Linked DNA regions of Homo sapiens: region 1 is linked to region 2. Evidence: read pairs that join two places in POLR2A ChIA-PET (ENCODE). Cell type or tissue: PC-9. All regions are shown on one strand. Links, peaks and the distances in the headings refer to the core of each region. The heading gives the core; the rest is flanking DNA. Region 1 overlaps RENO1 (regulator of early neurogenesis 1). Region 2 overlaps BAHCC1 (BAH domain and coiled-coil containing 1).

Evidence for each region. Peaks named below come from ENCODE experiments on the same cell type or tissue, not always from the same donor. Only the 100,000 strongest peaks of a DNase experiment are listed, where the experiment ranks them.
Region 1: POLR2A ChIA-PET joins it to region 2 with 6 read pairs; 6 of 35 experiments call an interaction of 5 or more read pairs at or near these places.

The regions. Positions count from the first base shown.
Region 1 is chr17:81,331,483-81,341,146 of GRCh38, forward strand. It overlaps RENO1 (regulator of early neurogenesis 1), which reads right to left. Exons shown (of 2, transcript NR_186479.1): 2 at 7,701-7,831. Among named protein-coding and RNA genes, the nearest start is that of TMEM105, 5.6 kb to the left of the region's middle. RefSeq lists enhancers at 1-388, 389-959, 7,762-8,710. In PC-9, for the core only: no CTCF peak of the experiment used is centred there; a DNase peak (open chromatin) is centred at 4,499; H3K27ac peaks cover 510 bases.
Region 2 is chr17:81,418,295-81,427,958 of GRCh38, forward strand. It overlaps BAHCC1 (BAH domain and coiled-coil containing 1), which reads left to right. Exons shown (of 28, transcript NM_001377448.1): 3 at 8,506-8,685. Among named protein-coding and RNA genes, the nearest start is that of MIR4740, 22 kb to the left of the region's middle. In PC-9, for the core only: no CTCF peak of the experiment used is centred there; DNase peaks (open chromatin) are centred at 1,237, 4,617 and 5,077; H3K4me3 peaks cover 1,772 bases; H3K27ac peaks cover 2,785 bases.

The sequences.
Region 1 (9,664 bases), core at 619-8,618, 87 kb before region 2:
GAGGGCTTCTATGGGCCGACTGGGATCTCAGGAGCAAAATAGGGGCCCCTAGCCCACAGCGGAGGGCGACTCTAATCAGCAGAGATCGCCCAGCATGCCTTATCCTCAGCAGCTCAGGGCCACCTGTGGGGCAGGGGGAGGGGGCCTGGCCAGCTGGGTCGGCCGCCCCCGGCAAAGCCAGGGGACGCCAGGAGCGGAGCTGTGTGGTGCAGAGCAACTGTGTCCCAGGGGAGGGGGGGTCTGTCTCCGCTCCTCCCAGCTGCAGGCCCTGGGCAGCCGCAACCTCTCAGAGCCTGCCTGCCCCTCTCCTGAGGTCTGGATTTTGCCAGCACAGAGCAGGGACCTCAGCAATATGCCCAGCCTGGCGCAGGCCCAGGGCAGGCCCTCTATCCGCAGGGCATCCTCTGGTCTACAAGTTCTGTGACGACGTGGCTGGCACCAGGGTCTGAGGGCTTTGATGCTGGGGAACGTCCTTGCGCCTCTGCAGTAGATGTGAAAGTCTGTGGAGCCCGGGGACCTGGAGCAGGTGGCCTGGGTGGGGCTGCTGCCTTCTGGGCCAGGACCAGATTCCACTCCCTGGCTGGACAGCCCTGGGCACAGCGTTTAAACACCCAACACTTCAACTCTGCTCTGTGAAACGGGGATGATTCTAACAGTGCTGGATCACGGCATGGTTGGGAGGCTTGGGTGAGGTCATGTGTTCCATGATCCTGTCCACACGAAGGTCATGCAGCCTTGGGGGGCACTGGAGCGGCAGGTGTGGTTTTGGGGACCTGCCACGGGCCACAGCCCTAGACCAAGCCGGACCATCGGGACTCTTTTCCTGGAATTTGAATGCTGAGCCGAGGGACACTGGGCTTGTGCTGGGGCCACTCCCGAGCCGCTGCTGTTGGGGCCTGAACAGCGCCTTCCCCCTGCCCTCCCTGCTGCAAGCTCCAACCAAATACCTGCTCCCGGCTTCAGTTAGTCAGAGTCCACTTCTGGCACCTGCAGTCAAATTTATTGATTGATTGATTTGAGAGAGTCTTGCTCTGTTGCCCAGGCTGCAGGGCAGTGGTGAGAATAAGGCTCACTGCAGCTTCGACCTCCTGGACTCAAGCGATCCTCGGCTTCCCAAGTAGCTGGGTCTACAGGCACACACCACCACGCCTGGCTAATTTTTGTGTTTTTTGCAGAGATGGGGTCTCACTATGTTGTCCAGCCTGGGCTCAAGCAATCCTCCTGCCCTGGCTTCCCAAAGTGCTAGAATTACAGGCATGAACCACCATGCCAGCCGAAAGTGTCTCTGCACATCTGCACAAATAAAATGTATTTCTGTACGTACACTGATTTGTACCCAGAAGCCCTTTTAAAAAATATTGTGTCACCTTGGCTTCCTCTCTTACTTCTTGCTCCCCCTTTATGTAAAACTGCTGAATCTTTTGAGTGTCAGTTGCAGACACCTTGACACTTCACCCTAAATACTGTAGCATCAAATGTCTAAGAACACCTGCCTGCCTCCAGCAGCACGCCTGGGGAAACGCAGTGCCACACAGAACGATGCACGGCCCCGTGGCCCCGCCTGCTGTGTGTAAACTTCCCAGTCAGCTCCACGGCCCGCCAGAGCAGTCCCACCCCAAGCCTCGTTCAGGATCCTATCCAGGGTCTCCCGTTAGCCTCCTCTCATCTATAACACGCACCGCACCCTTTTGCCTTTTTAAAAACATTGCCCTTTTCTGAGCATCCGGAGAGGTGATTCCGAGAATGCCTCCGGATCCGACTCCCCTGTGCTCAGTGCAGGTCAAGCGTCCCAGGCAGGAGCATCACTCAGGGGCTGCTGAGCCACCCGAGGGAAGGCAAGCCTGGGAGAGGCAGTCCCGCAGCCGTTGTCCTGCCACTCGGGGGCCTCTGATGGCCTCTCCTCTGGTGCCATCTCCCACCCCAGAGCTGGACAGCAGGCCTGGGGAGTGGCCTCTCAGATCTGTCCCTTTGGTGGTCTTGGGGCTCCTACGGGGGCACCTTCCTCTTGTTTCTCCCCTAAGCAGGCAGGAGGTGGCTGGCGGAGAGCAGAGGGGACCCCTGATGGCTAGAAGCGAGGGGGGCAGTGCAGAGAGAGCACAGCTCGAGATGGAGAACTCTCCCTGGGCGTCTGGCCACTGCCTGACCCTCAAACCAAGGGGAGTGTCCGAGAGTCAGGCAGGAGGGCCAGGTGCAGAGGTGGGCCAGGTGCAGAGGCAGGCCAGGGAGGCATCCGGACGGGAACCAGCCCCCCTTCTCCTGAGAAAAGGCTCACGGAGATGGCAAGCGTCCCAGCCGAGGCCCCTTGGGGCATGGGGCGGCCCTGTGGTCCAGTTGGGTACAGGAGGAAGGTGGGACCGGCCCTCAATCCCCCCCGGCAGCCAGGGGTGCTGGGAGACAGAGGGTGAGGCATCACCGAATCCCAGGGTGGACTCCTATCGGGGTGGGTGGAGGAGAGGGAACCCTTCCTCTGGCAGGGCCCTCTCATCTTGTCTTGGAGCCTCCGCATGGGTGCGGGATCGCCACTTCGCAGCGGGCTCTGGCCATCAGGCAGTCCGTGGTTTGGAGCTGTCAGGACCCGAGGAGGTGCCCCAGCACGTGGCAACAGCAGGGGGCCGTCACCTCCTCAGGCAGGGGGTGAGGAGAGAAGGTGCTGCTGGAACTGGTGAGAGGGGCCTTGAGCATGGGGGCCCGAGGTGAACGTGCACGCCCTCCTCCCTCCCCCCTGCCCTCAGGCTTCCCTCGGGCCCCAGTGCCCAGAAGCCACCATTAGGCACAGGCACAGGGTCAGCCTCCAGGGTCTGAGCAGGGTGGGGACCTGGGCCATAGCCCCTGCCTCTCCAGCCCAGCAGCCACTCCAGCCTGGCCCCTTCACTCAGATCAATAAAAAGTGTAGGAATGAATTCCACTTCGGTGAAAGCATCAATGAAGAGCAGATTCCCAAGCCCCAGGATTGGGTCCACGGCCAACTCTGCAGAGCTTAGGGCCCCCAGTGGGCCGGCTCTGGCACCTGTTAGGACCCGCCCAGGGGAAGGGGAGGAGCTGTGGGCCTCCTGCTGTCCACCCTGGCTCCCAGGTCACCCTGCAAGGCCAGCACCGCCCTTCTGATCCCCCCAGGGCTGTGGCCTGGGAATAGCCACCCCCAGCCTGGGACAGAGCAGGTAAGGCCCGGGAGGAGGGGACCGCTGACCTTCCCCAGGAGTTTGGGAACTGCTCACGGCTTGTCTCAGTTCTCCAGCTGGCTGTGGACCTAGGATGGACGAGAACAAGGAGGGAGCCAGCCAGGGGTCAGGGAGGCTGGGGACAGGGTGGAGCAGGAGCCCAGTGTGACACGAGAGACCTGGAGCTGGAGAAGCAGTGCCAGCGGCAGGCTCAGCAGGACTTGCTGAACCCCAAGGGTAGGGTGCGGACAGGGAGGCCACCCCGCTCGGGAGACAGCAGCCCCCCTCTGCCATCCACGCCCTCACTCCACATCCCACAGGACCCCTGCTGGAATAGCTGTCTCTGCAAAATGCCCGTAAGTCCACAGAAACCGCCAAAGCTTTCCTGAGACTGGGGACATTATCTGCAGCAATGGGGACCACATCTGGTGTACCGAGGTCTCCAGTGCTCGAGCGGGGAGGCACGTGAGAGCAGAGGGGATGGGAGCCCTGAGTTCCTGAGCTAATGCTACAAAGTCAGCACTGGACTAGCACATCAGGTGGATCTAACCAGGCCCCAGCGAGGCTCTGCAGAACGTGGAAGGGGTCAGAACTCACTCTTCCCAGCAATGTCCTAGAGGCAGTGGCCCCGCTGCCCTGGCCTGATGCGGGCTCCAGAGCTGTGGGATGCAGTGTGAGCCCTTGGCCCTGAGAAGCTGTTCTCCCCAGTCTGCCTCGTCTGGGAAGCCAGGTCAGCTACCTGGCTGAAGGCCATGGGCACTATGCTGGGCAGGAGCAGGGATCTGCCATGTGCCCTGCGGGATGATGATTTTCATTAATCTGCAAAACATTGTGTCTTAGATAAGGGTAGGCTTCTTAGTCAGACAAACCTAGCTCCAATCCTGCTGTGTGGCCTTGGGTAAATTACTGACCCTCTCTGTGCCTCATCTTTAATGTGATTTCCATGGCAGGGCAGTCATGGGGACGCCAAGTGCTAATGCTATAAACAGACCAAGTACAGGTGCTGGCCTGTGCCAACTTTCTCTTCCTTCTCCTCTCCCTTCCTACCCCATGTCCCTGTGGCCAAGGGACAAGGTGGTTGGCAGTCTCCATGAGGTGCCTGGGGCTGGCGCTCTTGGCCAGCATAAGCCCACCAGGCTCTGGGAAGGGTCAGCCCTGCTCAGAGTGGGCAGATGGGTAGGCATGGCCGAGGGCACGAGGTGGTCACAGGTAAGCTGCCGGCAGCAAAGGGCAGCCTCTCACCTGGCCTTTGGGCAGAGAAGCCCCGCCCAGCTGTGGCAGTGAGCTGGGAGCGCATCTGTGGCCCTGCCCTGCTCTTTCCCCTAATGTGAGCTTCACCCCCGCCCTCCTTGAGCATGCCCAGCTCTTCCAGACTCACGCAGTCACATTTCACAAGTAGAGGAATGCTGGGGGGCCGGGGCCGGGCCAGGCTGCACCCAGGGCCACCCACATGCCCCCACCCATGAGAAGCAGCAGGAAGTCCCCTCCCCCTCCTCCACCCCTGTCTGTCCACCTTCAGGGTTTGGCTCTGATCTCTGGCTCTCCAGGGGAAATTTCCTTGTGGAGTTAGTGGAGTCAACTTTGCTGACAACAGTGGGGCCTAGAATGGGCTAAGGACATTATCTCTGCACCTAGGAAACCCCCACCATTCACTAGTTATTCATCCATCCACCCACCCATCTATCTATCCACCCACCCACCCACCCATCTATCCACCCCCCAACCCACCCATCTATCCACTCCCCAACCCACCCATCTATCCACCCCCCACCCACCCATCCACCCATCCAACCATCCACCCATCCACCCATCCACCTATCCACCCATCCACACCCCATCCATCCTATCCATCCACCCATCTGTCCTTCCATTCAATAAACGCTTCATGAGAGAAGAGACCCACCCTCCAGAGCTGACCCTGTAGCCCAGCCCAGGCCTCCTGGCACGGTCATTGGACTGCCTGGGTTAGATCACATGGGGTCCTGGTGGACACGTCGACTCTACTCTCCAGGGCTGGGCCCTGGCATCTGCATTTTCACCGAGGTCCTCTGAGGACCACATACTGATGCTTTTTTCCACAGGCTCTGAAGGCCCAGCCAAGGAGCTGACAAAGCAATGGACGGTGGCGAGGTTCTGCCAGGGGCCCAGCCATGGCTCTGGGGGTGCAGAGACCTGAGCAGAGGCCTCTAAGCTCCACCCATTTCCCACCAGCCTGACACAAGGCCCAAGAAGGCCAGAGTTCTGGAATGTAGGGGATTTGGGGCTACACTTCCTTATAGGACAAGGGAGTCCTGGGGACAGGGTCCCCAACACTGTGCACCCTTTGGTGGGCTGGCACTTGTCTCCAAAAGGAGGGCTCCAAAGTCGGGGCGGGTTGCCTGGGTCCCAGCTGGGCCCTGCTCTGGACTCCTGGCTCTCCTTTCAGGCTCCTTCCCCAAGGGCGCATCCCCCGCCCGGCCTGAGCTTCAGTCAGGGCTCACACCCTTCCCTGTCTCACTCAAGTGGGCCTTTCCAGGGTCAGTGAGAGACCCTGGGGACCCCATCCAGCCCAGGCCACACGGCAAGAGGGGAACTGCTTGCCTAGGCCCGGGTGTGGGTGTGAGAATGGCTGGAATCCTTCCAAGGTGCCCTTGCCTTCACCCTGTGCCCCCCGTGCTCCTGCACCTGGGCACTGGGGCTGCAGAGCTGCTGAATTGCAAGGGGGACCCCTCACCCTTAGATCTTGTTCATGCTAATGGCTTTGCAGGGGTCCTCTGATGCACCCAGGCCCCCTCCTCCCAGCTGGCCTGATTAGCAATGAGCGCAACTCCGGGAAAATTATTAATTTCTATCCCTCAAGTTTACTTCTGGGAAAGTTTGCCAATTAACTTGGCAAGCTGAGGCTCCCAAAATAAAAGGCAAAGGGAGGGAGAGGCACTGGGACGGTCCTTGGTGGGAGGGGCAGCAGGTGCAGACTCCATCCTCAGGAGTGGGGGTGGGGTGGCCTCGGACAGAGCCGGGGCCACTGGCTGGGAGTGGCCTGAAGTGGAACGAGGAGGTACCCTGCAGCGGCCCCGCCCACCATACCAAGGGTGGCCCCACGCAGGGCTGCACCGCATCTGGTTGAAACTCGGGAGGTCTGGGCGGGGGATGCAGGGGCGCCTGGGGGCCCTGGCTCTGACAGTGTCCACATCTGCACGCGGAACACACAGGCTATTGATGGGTCTGAAATAAAAGGGGCTGAGGGCAGCGGGCAGAGCCTGGGACCACCGCGGCTGGGCATCTTCCCATCCAACAGTCCCCAGCTCTGGTCCTTCTCACTTTCTTCTGTTTGTTTGTTTGTTTTGTTTTTTTGTTTTTATTTTTGCGACAAGTTCTTGCTCTGTCTCCCAGGCTGGAGTGCAGTGGCATGATCACGGCTCACTGCAGCCTCAACTTCCTGGGCTCAAGCAATCCTCCTGCCTCAGCCTCCTGAGTAGCTGAGACCACAGGCATGTGCCACCAAGCCCAGCTAATTTTATTTTATTTTTTGTAGAGATGAGGGTCTCCCTATGTTGCCCAGGCTGGTCTCAAACTCTGGAACTCAAGTGATCCTCGATCCTTGGCCTCCCAAAGTGCTGGGATTACAGGCATGAGCCACCAGGCCCGGCCCCTTCTTTTGTGCAAAGCCAGGCCCCCCCCACCCCCGATGCTGGGCTCCACACTCCCCCAGAAGGCCTTCCCCCTCTCTTCCCCCTCTCTGACCATGCATCTGATGCGGTTTGCTTTGGCTCAGTCACTGGCGGTGAAATGTTGCTGTCACAATCTCGGCTCCTGCCTTGCTCTGAGGTCTGTGTGTGGGTTGGGGAGGGGGCAGCAGGATGGCGCCCCTTCCCAGCCAAGCAGCCTCTGCACAGTGGGTGTGCAGCCTCAGGGAGGCAGATGCCAGGTGCAGAAGGAAGCCAAGGAGACCCACCTGGAGAGGCTTCTGGGCCCTCAGGCCTTGGCACTGACTACGGGGCCCTGGCTGGGCAGATAGCGCCAGAAGGGACACTGGACCCTCCCAAGGCTAGAAGAAATAACCAATCCCCACTCAACGAGGCTGCTTCCTCTGTGGCCAGATCGAAGGCAGGGCTCCTGATGAGGGGGCCAGAGGCACTGGGCCAGCTGCTTTTGGACCCAAGGGACCTGCCCAGATGCCTGTGGGGGTGTGGGGAGTGAGGGGAGCCACCGTACCCAAGGTCGCAGCATCCCTGGGAAATGGTCCTGCCCAGCAGGCTTCCGGATGTCTGGTTCAGGAATGTCTCCCCAGGCCCACTCTGTAGTGGCCAGAGACAGAAGGGCAAGGCCATGGCTTTTTAAAAGGCAGCCAGAACATTCGTCTCCTGCCAGAGTAAGGCCATGGCTGTGCCCTCCATGTCCCCGGCACTTCCCGCCACCCCAGGCTTATCTCATCTCCGGTGCCTCCTAATGGAGGCGCTGTGGCCCAGCCCCTCCAGCAATGTCCCAACAGCCCCCATCAAGCCCCAGAAGTACTCAGAAACATAAATTAAAACAAATTGCATTTAAAAATTACAAATAGGGGCCATTTTATCGTTTTTTATTACATAACAACCATTAATAAAGTGTAGTCCCTGCACCTTCATTGCCTGGAGACTAAAGTTCAATTCCTGTCCTCCATGCAGGCTGGGGATGCCATTGTCACAGCCACGTACCTGGGGTAATACAAGTGTAAATACATTTATGGGCAGGAAGAGGGGCTTAGGAGGAGGGCCCTGCCGCCCACAGGGCAGGGCGGGTCCTGGAGCTCTCTGCTGGGAGGAGCCACTGCCTTCCTCCCAGGATGATGATGGGTTAGGGGATCCTGGGACCAACTGGACATGAAGAGGCCACTCCCACTGGGGTAGAATGAGGTGGGGGCTGAGATCCTCCTGCCTCCCCTTCCTGATCAAGGAGGGCCCATGCAGGAGAAGGAGATGCAGGCGCAGGATTGGCTGTATGGTGCACACACACACACACACACACACACACCCTGGACCCCCGTGACAGGGAAGCAGAACAGGAGGCCAAGACCAGCCACACACTGCGAGACCAGCGGCCAGGCTGCCCAGAGCCCTTCCTGGGTTCAGCCTCTTTCCTGGGCTTCTCGTCCCACTGGAGGAAGGGCCAGGAGGGCAGAGGTCCTTCCTCTTTCCACACTAAGCACCCACAGTCTGCAGGGATGTGTGAGCCAGAAGCTGGGGTCACCCCTGTGCTAAGCAGCCAGGGCTCCCCAACTGCCCTTGCCAGACAGGTGGGCCCAGCAACTGCTTCCCACCTGAACCCACTGCACAGCCTGGCAGGTGGGGGCAAGCTGGAACGCGGGCAGCAGCACTGGGGGGGATGGGCTGTGTGCAGAGCCCAGCAGCCACTTGGCTGCCAGGGAATGGCCCAGGAATCAGGCACCACTTGTGCTGCAGCCCCTTCCCCTCCCCTCCCCCTCCTCAGCCTCCTCTTCTACCCCAGGGCCCAGGCCGGTTAATCTTTAACTGCTTCTGGACTAGCACTGACCCCAAAAGCAAACACAGCAGGATTCCTGGGGAGGAGACATGTCTTCCAAGTACGGCTGGGCAGTGGTGTCTTTTTTTTTTTTTTTCAGATGGAGTCTCACTTTGTCGCCCAGGCTTGAGTGCAGTAGTGTGATCTCGGCTCACTGCAACCTCCGCCTCCCCGGTTCAAGTCATTCTCTTGCCTCAGCCTCCCCAGCAGCTGGGACTGCAGGCGCCCGCCACCACTCCCGGCTAATTTTTTGTATTTTTAGTAGAGACGGGGTTTTACCGTGTTAGCCAGGATGGTCTCCATCTCCTGACCTCGTGATCCGCCCGCCTCGGCTTCCCAAAGTGCTGGGATTACAGGCGTGAGCCACCGCGCCCGGCCCTTAATTTTTATATTTTTAGTAGAGATGGGGTTTCACCATATTGTCCAGGCTGGTCGCAAACTCCCGACCTAGTGATCCGCCTGCCTCCCAAAGTGCTGGGATTACAGGCGTGAGCCACCGTACCCAGCCTGCAGTGGTGTCTTAAAGGAGGCACTGGGTGAGGGTCACTGGCTCCAGGTGGGTGGGGTGTCCAGGCCTCTGCCTCGTGCCCCTCAAGCCTCATTCGTGCTGGAGACTATAAGCTTCTCCCCAGTTCAGAGCTGCAACCTTTCCCAGGCGTGACCAGGGGCAGGGACGGCAAGCAGAAGGGGCCCGCAGGACCCCAAGGCCACGTACTTAGGAGCCTGATGTAAGGCTCTGAAGGCCGGGGAGGGGGCTATAGGGCCAGAGCAGGGGAGGAGGTCCCCACTGCAGCTCGAGGGCAGAAGTGTCCCCGCAGAAAGCAGAGGAGGGGGCGCTTCCTCCAGAAATCCGCCAGGCCATTGTTACACTTTCTGAGGCCAGGGAATTTTTCCAGGAGGTTGTGACAACCAAAAATAATAATAACGCCCCTCCCCCAGCAGCAGGGATTCTGGAAAAAACAGCTGCTGCAGTTATCAGGGCCGAGGAAAAAACAAGGTCAGGCACTGCG
Region 2 (9,664 bases), core at 1,169-9,168:
CCTGCTTCTCCACCACAGAGGGGAGCTGGGCCTGGCCACGTGACCTGTTGGCTGCCCGCCAGAATCTACAAGACTCCCAAGGGCCACTTTAGGGTCTGGGGTCTCACTGCCCCAGGAGACGCAGCTCAGAACTGAGCAGCTGTGCCGGGTCAGGGTCTGGTTCCCATGCAGCAGTGGGCTGGGGGGCTGGAGCTGCAACTTGATGGAGATCTGAGGCCCCCCTCTACCACCAGTGGGCCGGGACATGCCCCGACCCAGGGCAGCTGTTCATCCCGGTGCCGCTTCAATGCCACCTTTTGCACAGCGGAGGCCAAGAGCCCTTGCCAAGGTTCAGGTCAGTAAGTGGATAAGTCTGGTGGAGGCCTGAGCCCTGGGAAGCAGCATCTTTGAGGACTTGCCCAGCTGTGTGGCTCCCATGCCCGAGAACAGAGTCTGCCAAGGTGCGCACACCCACAGACGTGTGTGTGTGTACGTGTGTGTACGTGTGTGTGTACGTGTGTGCGTGTGTGTGTGTACGTGTGTGTGTGTGTGTGTGTGTAGCCACTCATCCCAGACATGTAGCACAGTCAGACCTTGTGTGTACACCCATAGTCACGTGCATATGCCCAGAGACAGGTTTGCACAGACACACCCCGTGAGTCACACACAGTCCCTCCCCTGCCTCTGTGCAAGTGTGAGTGTGTGCAAGTGTGAGTGTGTGCAAGTGTGAGGTGCACCCCACATCTCGAGTCTGGACCACTAGTGATTGCAGCCAGGGTGGGGGAAGCATCACTGGGTTGTATCTGGGGGTTGAGCCTGCAAACACCTGCACACCCAGCATGCACCTGCCTGTCTCCCAGCCACATCTGCACACTGGGGTGGCATGTGGCTGGGCCTCTAGCCCCTGCCACAGCAGCTTCTGGTCTCCTGGTGCGGGCGGAGGTCCCAGAGTGGCCTCTCACCCCAGGCAGAGCCTGGTCTCCCCACCCCGTCCCTCATTCCTCTTTCTGGGCAGCCAAATGGTCAGATGCTACACCCCTGCCTCCAAGCAGGCTGCACCTCCCCTCTGCATCCACGCAGGAACCTGTGCAGGGCGGCTTCCTCCCCGCGCTTTCCCGGAATGAGGAATGTGGGGCAGGGCCAGCAGGGGGGCTGCTCCTCCTTCCTGCCTCCCCTCCCGTCCTGCACAGCTCCCTTGGGAGCCTGGCTCGTGGGAAGTGTGCTTGGGACCGCCCATCACTCCGTTCCCAGCCACTCCTGGTGTCCCCCGCCTGGGCGGGCCCTGTGGGGAGCGGGGAAGGTGTGGAGCGGAAGCCAGTGCCGAGGGAAGAGGGGAGCCTGAGTGGGTGTGGGTCGGGGGTGGGAGCTGACGCAGGCGGCGGGTGCAGCCGCCAGACTCGGAGCCGGGGAGGCCCATGCCAGCAGCCCGGCAGCTGGGCTTCCGGAAGCAGCGGGAGCCGGGAGCCTGGGAAGGGCCTCGCTGCTTCTCTGGAGCTGCCGCCATCTCAACGAGGCGTTTTTTTTTTTTTTTTTTTTTACAACCCATTTCACAGTTTCCAGAAAAGGAGGATGCTGTCTCGGCGGCTCACTTAACTCAAAACAAATGCTCGCTCTGCCGGCTCCGCGCCCGCCTCTCCCGGCTCCCGGGCCCTGCCGTCCTCTTGTTCCGTCTGCCTTCAGTCTGGTGCCACAGGGCGGAGCAGGGTCAGCCTGGCAGGAGAGTGGGGTGGGGCACAGTGGGCACCTGGCCATCCGATTGCCCAGGCCCAGCCTCTGCTGTGTGGGTCCTCGGGACCCTGGATGGGGGCTGCTGGCACGGCTGCTGGACCGACCCTTACAGAGGGAGTGGCTCTCCGGGGAGTCCTGGGCTCCAGGGCCCCAGCATGCTCTGTACCCCTCAGGCTGCCCAGCATGTGTTGCCCTTCTTAGCCATCCATGGCAAGGAGCCTGGAAGACAGGTTGGCAGGAGGCAGGCTAGTTCCCATCGGCTGTCCTGGCCACTTAGGGCCACCTCTGCTGTAAGCCCATGTGGCCAGCTCTCACCTACTGTGTGCCGGCCTCCCCACACAGCACCCCTGGGCCGGGGCCAGGCTCACTGGGCACCGAGACTCCAGCCCAGCTGTTGTGCAGCTGTTCCCCAGTCTTCCCGCTGCTGGGCCACCCTGGGACAGCAGGTCCAGGCACAGCCTGCCTCCTGGTCTAGTTGGCTGGACCTTGGGCTCCGGGTCAGACTGGCCTCCCAGGGATGGGGCTGTGCCCGAGGACCTGAGCCACCTGGGGGTGGCCACAGCCCTCCTGGTGTTGCTGTCTCCCGAAACCATTTCCTCAGCTAGCCGGCCGCCCAAGCCAGGCCTCTACAGCATCTTGGGCAGAGCTGAGGTGGCCCTGGAGCTGGGGCCAGAGCCCGGTCTGGATCTAGAGCTGCAAACCCGGCCTGGGCCGGCTGGGCAGTGGGGGCAGCCAACTGGAGGCCAGTGTGCAGTCCTCGGTGGCCCCGCTGACACCGCATCCCGCTTACTGTCCCTTCCCCAGGAACATCCTAAACTCATGCTGCCTCCTGTGATGAGAGCTGATGGGAAGCCTGGCAGAGCGGCCCCAGGCAGGCTCTGTGTGGGGCCAGGGTGCCCTGACCATGCACGCGGGTGGGGACAGGCCGTGTTCAGCCCCCAGCGGAGCACTTGGGGCTATGGGCCTGGACCAGCAACTTAGACTTGGTCATGCTCCATCTCTTACCAGCCCCATGGCGGGCCCACGACCGACCTTGGGAGCATGATGGCACTACGTCACATGAGTCTGAAGCCCCAGGTAGGGGAGGTGCCACTGCAGGCAGTGCCAGGATGGGGCACTTGGTCTGAGGAGGTCTAGGTCAAGACCCCCTCCCTGGCCCCCAGCTGCCTCCGCCTGGGCTGGTAACCACAGCACTTCCTTTGCCAAGAGGAAAGAGCCCTCAGCCCGGTTCCCGGCTGGCCTTGGCCCACACGGTCTGGCCCTGGCTGGAGCCCAGGCTACACTCGGCTCCCAGGCAGCTGAGGCACAGGCTCTGTCTGGGGTTGGCCACTGGTCGGCGGGGGGGCTGGGGAGGTGGCAGCCTGGTCTGCCCACGGCTCTGCTGGCCAGTCACGGTGCCATCCCCAAACACCGGGAGGCGGGGGTGACAGTAGAGGCGTGATGCTCTGTCCTGGGGTTTCCCGGGCTCCTCGGGAGCTGAGTGGGATAGGGAGGGCCTCAGGTGGCCGGCAGTCCCGTCCCCCACACTCGCAGGGGTCACCACAGTAGTGACCACCTGGCAGGGCCTGCAGAATCTGCTTCCAAGTTTCAAGCCAAGGCCAGGACAGTGGGGGAGAAATCCACGCCTTTAGAGTAAGCATCTGAGAGCCCCCAGCCGTGTGCAGGGCCCCTGCTCACGGGGCAAGGGGGATGCCGGGCAGAGGCTCTTCCCCTGCCTGGTCCCGTCTCCGAGGTGCTGGCCTGCTGAGCAGCCAGTGAGACGCCCTGGCAGCAGCTGCCGCCAGAGCCAGGATTTCCAGAAGCAAGAGGCCACCCCAGTCCCTTGGGGGGGATGGTAGGGTCTCTCATGGTAGGCTCAGTACGCAGGATGCCTGGGCACGGAATTGGGGTGCAGCATGCGACCCCATGTGATACTGGAGAAGGGTATTTGCAGCTGTGCCCAGAAGTGGTCCCAGAACGCTCATGCGAGGGCCTCAGGGCCGGGGTCTCGGGTGACTCCGCTTCCTCTCGTGATTTTTTTTTTTCTTGGAGGCGGAGTCGCACTTTGTCATCCAGGCGGGAGGGCAGTGGAACAATCTCTGCTCACTGCAACCCCTGCCTCCCAGATTCAAGCAATTCTCCCGCCTCAGCCTCCCAAATAGCTGGGATTACAGGTGCGCACCACCATGCCCGGATAATTTCTGTATTTTTAGTAGAGACAGGGTTTCACCTTGTTGGCCAGGGTGGTCTTGAACTCCTCACCTCAAGTGATCCACCACCTTGGCCTCCCAAAGTGCTGGGATTACAGGCGTGAGCCACCGTGTCTGGTCTCTCTTGTGCTTTATTACCTGAGCTTATTATGGTGAAAATACAAAGACATAATGTTTGTATGACAAGGAGACAGCAATCCAGGTGGCCCGTTTCCAGAATGAAAGGGAAAAAGAAGTGAAAGAGATCCCCAGATCAGCAGCCCTGCCTGACTCTGGGCACAGACAGCACTTTGGGACCCCCAGCTTGGTGAGGCTGGTCAGGTGCAGGGAGGGGCTAGGCTAGAGCCCCCATCCCCTTCCCTCTCATTCCCCAGACTGTGGGGCCGGGGACCCTTCCTCAGTGGGCTCAGATAAGGCAGCACAGCAGGGTCCCCCAAGTCCGGAGACAGGCTGGTTGCCCACTGAGGGCCCCGTGGGACACCGGGGAGTGTCCTGCCCCCACCTGATGTGGTGTGGGAGAGCTCAAGGTACAGGGTTCTCAGGCCAGGATCCTGGAGAAATCCCTTCTCCAGACCCAACTTTTGGACTTAGTTGCTTCCCACCATCCCGAGGAGGAAAAGGCGGGAGGGACTTCCCCAGGAGGGTGTGGGGGTGGGAAGGCCTGGGGGACTCGAGGCGGGCCTGGGCGAGGCAGCGGCAAGCTTCCAACTCCGAGGGGAGCCCACACTCACCCCACAGGCATGCCCCAGTGTCCCCAAGCAGGGGAAGCCAGCACTTCCCTTCCCAACCCAGAGTCCCCTCCCTGGCTGCCGGGCCTGTGGTCTGGCCCCGGCCCATGGCAGTCCCAGCCTTGTGGTCCGGGAAGCCCCTGGCTCGCGGGCACCTTCACCCCCTGCCCTGGGCCTGGGCCTGGCCCTGCTCCACAGTCCCTTGGGCCGGCTCTTCCTCTCCACCCGCCCACCCGCCGCAGAGGCCAGCTCACAGCCCACGTCCCCCACCAGCACTCACAGACCCCTCCTCTGCTGCCATGACTGGGAGAGGCCCCTTGAGTCCACATGGCTGCGTTCGCACACGAGAGGGGAAGGGGCCTTGGGGGCCCTGGGCTGGGAACTGGCTCAGCACAGCAGGAGCCTGCCAGGGCCGTGCAGGGCAGCCCCCGCCGCCCCCCTTGCCCCACCGCCTCTGCTGAGTCACCTCATGTCTGGGAAGTTCCCAGGGCCAAGCCAGGCTGGATGAGGCATCAGAAATTCACAAATTCCCCCTGCCTCCCGGGCAGGGGAATGGCTGTCCTGACTCACCTCGGGCTGGGCCCCCGCAGACCCCACTATCCCCACGCTCAGCCTCATACCCCTCTTTCCCGAGGGGGCAGGCCCCCCGCCCCAGGTTCCTGGAATGGTCCCAGGCCAGGCTTGCTGCCCGTGGGATGGAGACGACAAGGTGCCAGGGTGCCTGGCTGGAGTGGGGGCCGCTCAGTGACAGCCTCAGACCACCCACGGAGCAGCAGGGCCACCGTGTGCAGAAATCTGTGTGTGCTGTGTCCTCCGTGTGCAGGAGCCGATAGTCATGGCAACTCTGGGAGGCTCCCTCGGGCTGGCCTTGGCCACTGGACTTGGGCAGAGGTGGGCACAGCTGAGGGGCCACAGGCAAGCATGCAGGCGGGCCGATGGTCCGGGAGAGCTGGGCTGGGCGGGGCCTGGGGCGCTGGGGGCTCACCATTTCCCACACTCAGGCTGCCAGGAGAAGTGCGGGGTATCCTGGCGGTGCCCAGGAAGGAGCCTCTCGCGGCCTCCACCTGACCCAGAGGTGAGCGCCATCCGCAGCTCTGTGCCAGCCCAGTCGGGGCCCAGCCCCAGGAATCCTGAAGGGATTTTAGAAGCAGATCCGTCCTCAGCGCCACCCTTCCTTCCTCTGTCCCCCGCCCTCAGTCTTCCCCCTGGCTCAGTTTCTCCCTCTGCTCGCCTGAGACTGGGGCACTCCTGTCTGACAAGTCAGTTTATTGGGCCTGGGTAGAGGGATGAAGACCCCACTCAGGAGAGAGAACAGCTCCTCCCAGTGCTGCCTGGAGGGGCCGAGACTGTGGGGCCCGTGGAGCTGACACAGGGCCTATGGCTGGGGCCCCGCTGACCCTGGTGCCTCATGTATCACCTTGACCTTTTTGGCAAGTTCGCCAGTGTGTGAGAGGCCTTGGAGCTGCCCACAGCTGTGGGCTGGGAGAGTCAGGGTGCTCTCCCTGTGAAGAGGAGGCCCATCCACAGACCCTGAAAGTTGATTGGGCACAGTACCCAGCACCCACCTGGGTGGTAGTGGTGGTGACAGTGATGGTGGTGGTGGCGAGTGATGTGGTTATTGATGATGATTGGTGATTGATGATGATATGGTTGTTGTGGTTGGTGATGGTGGTGGTGGTGTGGTTGTTGTTGAATGTGGTTGGTAATGGTGGTGGATGATGTGGTTGGTGGTAATGGTAGTGGTGATGTGGTTGGGGGCATGGTGGTGGAGGTGATGTGGTTGGTGATGATAATGTGGTTGGTGTTGTGTGGTGGTGGTGATGGTGATGTAGTTGGGGTGGTGTTGATGTGGTTGGTGGTGGTGGGTGATGTGGTTTGTGGTGATAGTGCTGGGTGATATGGTTGGTGATGATGATGTGGTTGGTGACAGGTGATGTGGTTGGTGGTGATGATGATGGTAGGTGATGTGGTAGTAATGTGGTTGGTGGTGATGTGGTTGGTGTGATGTGGTTGGTGCTGATAGTGGTGGGTGATGTGGTTGGCATGATGTGGTTGGTGTGATGTGGTTGGTGGTGATAGTGATGGGTGATGTGGTTGGTGATGATGTGGTTGGGGGTGATAGTGGTGGGTGATGTGGTTGGTGGTGATGTGGTTGGTGGGTGATGTGGTTGGTGGTGATAGTGGTGGGTGATGTGGTTGGGGGTGATAGTGGTGGGTGATGTGGTTGGGGGTGATGGTGGGTGTTGTGGTTGGTGGTGATAGTGGTGGGTGATGTGGTTGGTGATGATGGTGGGTGATGTGGTTGGTGGTGATGTGGTTGGGGGTGATAGTGGTGATGATGTGGTTGGGGGTGATAGTGGTGGGTGTGTAGTTGGGGGTGATAGTGGTGGGTGATGTGGTTGGGGGTGATAGTGGTGGGTGATGTGGTTGGTGGTGATAGTGGTGGGTGATGTGGTTGGTGGTGTGGTTGGTGGTGATAGTGGTGGGTGATGTGGTTGGTGGGTGATGTGGTTGGTGGTGATGTGGTTGGGGGTGATAGTGGTGGGTGATGTGGTTGGTGTGATGTGGTTGGTGGGTGATGTGGTTGGGGGTGATAGTGGTGGGTGATGTGGTTGGTGTGATGTGGTTGGTGGGTGATGTGGTTGGTGGTGATGTGGTTGGGGGTGATAGTGGTGGGTGATGTGGTTGGGGGTGATAGTGGTGGGTGATGTGGTTGGTGGTTATGTGGTTGGTGGTGATGTGGTTGGTGGTGATGGTGGGTGATGTGGTTGGTGGCGATGTGGTTGGTGGTGATAGTGGTGGGTGATGTGGTTGGTGGTGATGTGGTTGGTGTGATGTGGTTGGTGGTGATGTGGTTGGTGATGATGTGGTTGAGGGTGATGGTGGGTCGTGGTGGTGGTGGGTAATGTGGTTGGTGATTTGGTGATGATGTGGTTGGTGGTGGTGGTGGGTGATGTGGTTGGTGGTGATGTGGTTGGTGGGTGATGTCATTGGTGATGTGGTTGGTGCATGATGTGATTGGTGATGTGGTTGGTGGTGATGTGGTTGGTGGTGATAGTGGTGGGTGTGGTTGGTGATGATGTGGTTGGGGGTGATGGTGGGTGATGTGGTTGGTGGTGATGTGGCTCGTGGTGGTGGTGGTGGGTGATGTGGTTGGTGGTGATGTGGTTGGTGGTGATAGTGGTGGGTGATGTGGTTGGTGGTGATAGTGGTTGGTGGTGATAGTGGTGGGTGATGTGGTTGGGGGTGATAGTGGTGGGTAATGTGGTTGGTGGTGATGTGGTTGGTGATGATGTGGTTGGTGGTGATAGTGGTGGGTGATGTGGTTGGTGGTAATAGTCGTGGGTGATGTGGTTGGGGGTGATTGTGGTGGGTGATGTGGTTGGGGGTGATAGTGGTGGGTGATGTGGTTGGTGGTGATAGTCGTGGGTGATGTGGTTGGGGGTGATAGTGGTGGGTGATGTGGTTGGTGGTGATAGTCGTGGGTGATGTGGTTGGGGGTGATAGTGGTGGGTGATGTGGTTGGGGGTGATGTGGGTGATGTGGTTGGGGGTGATAGTGGTGGGTGATATGGCTCGTGGTGGTGGTGGTGGTGATGTGCTTGTGACAAAGATGTCGTTCTTGGGTTTGCAACAGCAGGAGAGTGTCAGTACCAGGACACCTGGGGCACCAAAAGACTCAGGACTCTGAGTGTGGCAGTCAAAGGCATATGGGGGTAACCTTTCCCATCATCGGTTTCTTGGATATTGAAAGTCAAAGGCTCTGGGGGAGATTGGGGCCTGAGAGTCCCCTGTGGAGAAGGGCTGTGGTGTTGCCCCTGCCCTGCCTCAGGCCACACCCTGGGAGCTGCCCCCAGAGTCACTCTTGCCCTGTGTCCACAGCCAGCAGCCGCCTGATGGGAAGTTCTCCGGCCTCCTCGTTCATGGGCAGTTTCCTCACCAGCAGCCTGGGCTCGGCAGCCTCCACGCACCCCAGCGGCCCCAGCTCCTCCCCCCCTGAGCAGGCCTACCGTGGCTCCCACCCCACCACCTCCCAGATCTGGTTCTCCCACTCCCACGAAGGTAAGTTGGCGGACTGGGCTCCCAGCGACACCCTGGTGGCCAAGAGACTGACCCTGGTGCCCGGGCCAGGGGCAGGTGAGGGGCTCCCATCGTGGCCGTGGGAACCTGGCCGGTGGACGGTGACAAGCAGGCTCGGGTGAGGCTGCCTCCCTGCCGAGGAAGCCCCGGGGGAAGTGGTGATTGGTTGGAAACAAGGGCAGCCTGTTCGGCAGTGGTCCTGGCCAGATGTGTGCTCCAGATGGGCAGCAAGGGGAAACAGGGGGGCCAGGAGGGGCTCTGGGGAGCTGAGAAAATGTGGAGCACAGCTGGGCCGGCCGGGCTGGGCTCACCCTCACAGTGGCCGTGCCCCACCTCCCCAGACGCTAGGAGGCGGGCTCCAAATGTGCCAGCTGGAGGAGGGGGCCGGGGCGGGGAGAGCTGTCAGCGCACACAGGCTGCCACCCAGGGGCCTGTCCCAGGACAAAGAGTTCCTCCCAGGCCACCTGCCTCCCCGTGGGACACAGCCCTGGACACACAGTAGGTGCCTCGCGAATACTGGCTACTCTCAGGCTGCCTGGCCAGCAGGAGACTCCTGGAGGCCCCCCTGGCCTTTCCGTGGCAGGGCACCCCTGCCTGGATCCCCGTGCTTGCTCAGACCCCTTGCCCTGCAGCCTAGGAGGCGGCCCTGGGCCCCCATGTCCTTGGGCCCACAGTTGCTGGTATTCCCTCGGCCACCCCAACCCTACAGCGTGGGAAGGGTTAAGCTCCCCCCGCCCCCCGCGGCTGGCACGCAGAGAGGTAATTGCAGTTGGCAGCGGGCACACAGGGCTCTCCGCTCCTGGCACCCAGCACTGCCGTAACTCAATGACTGCTGAGCGGCGGGCGTCGTGTTTACAGAGCGCCGCGGACCCACACACCACGCCACCGCCCCGTTCCAGGCAGGGAGATTAGCACCCGGCACTGCTGGAAGCAGAGAAACCTCTCTTTGTGCAACAAGAAA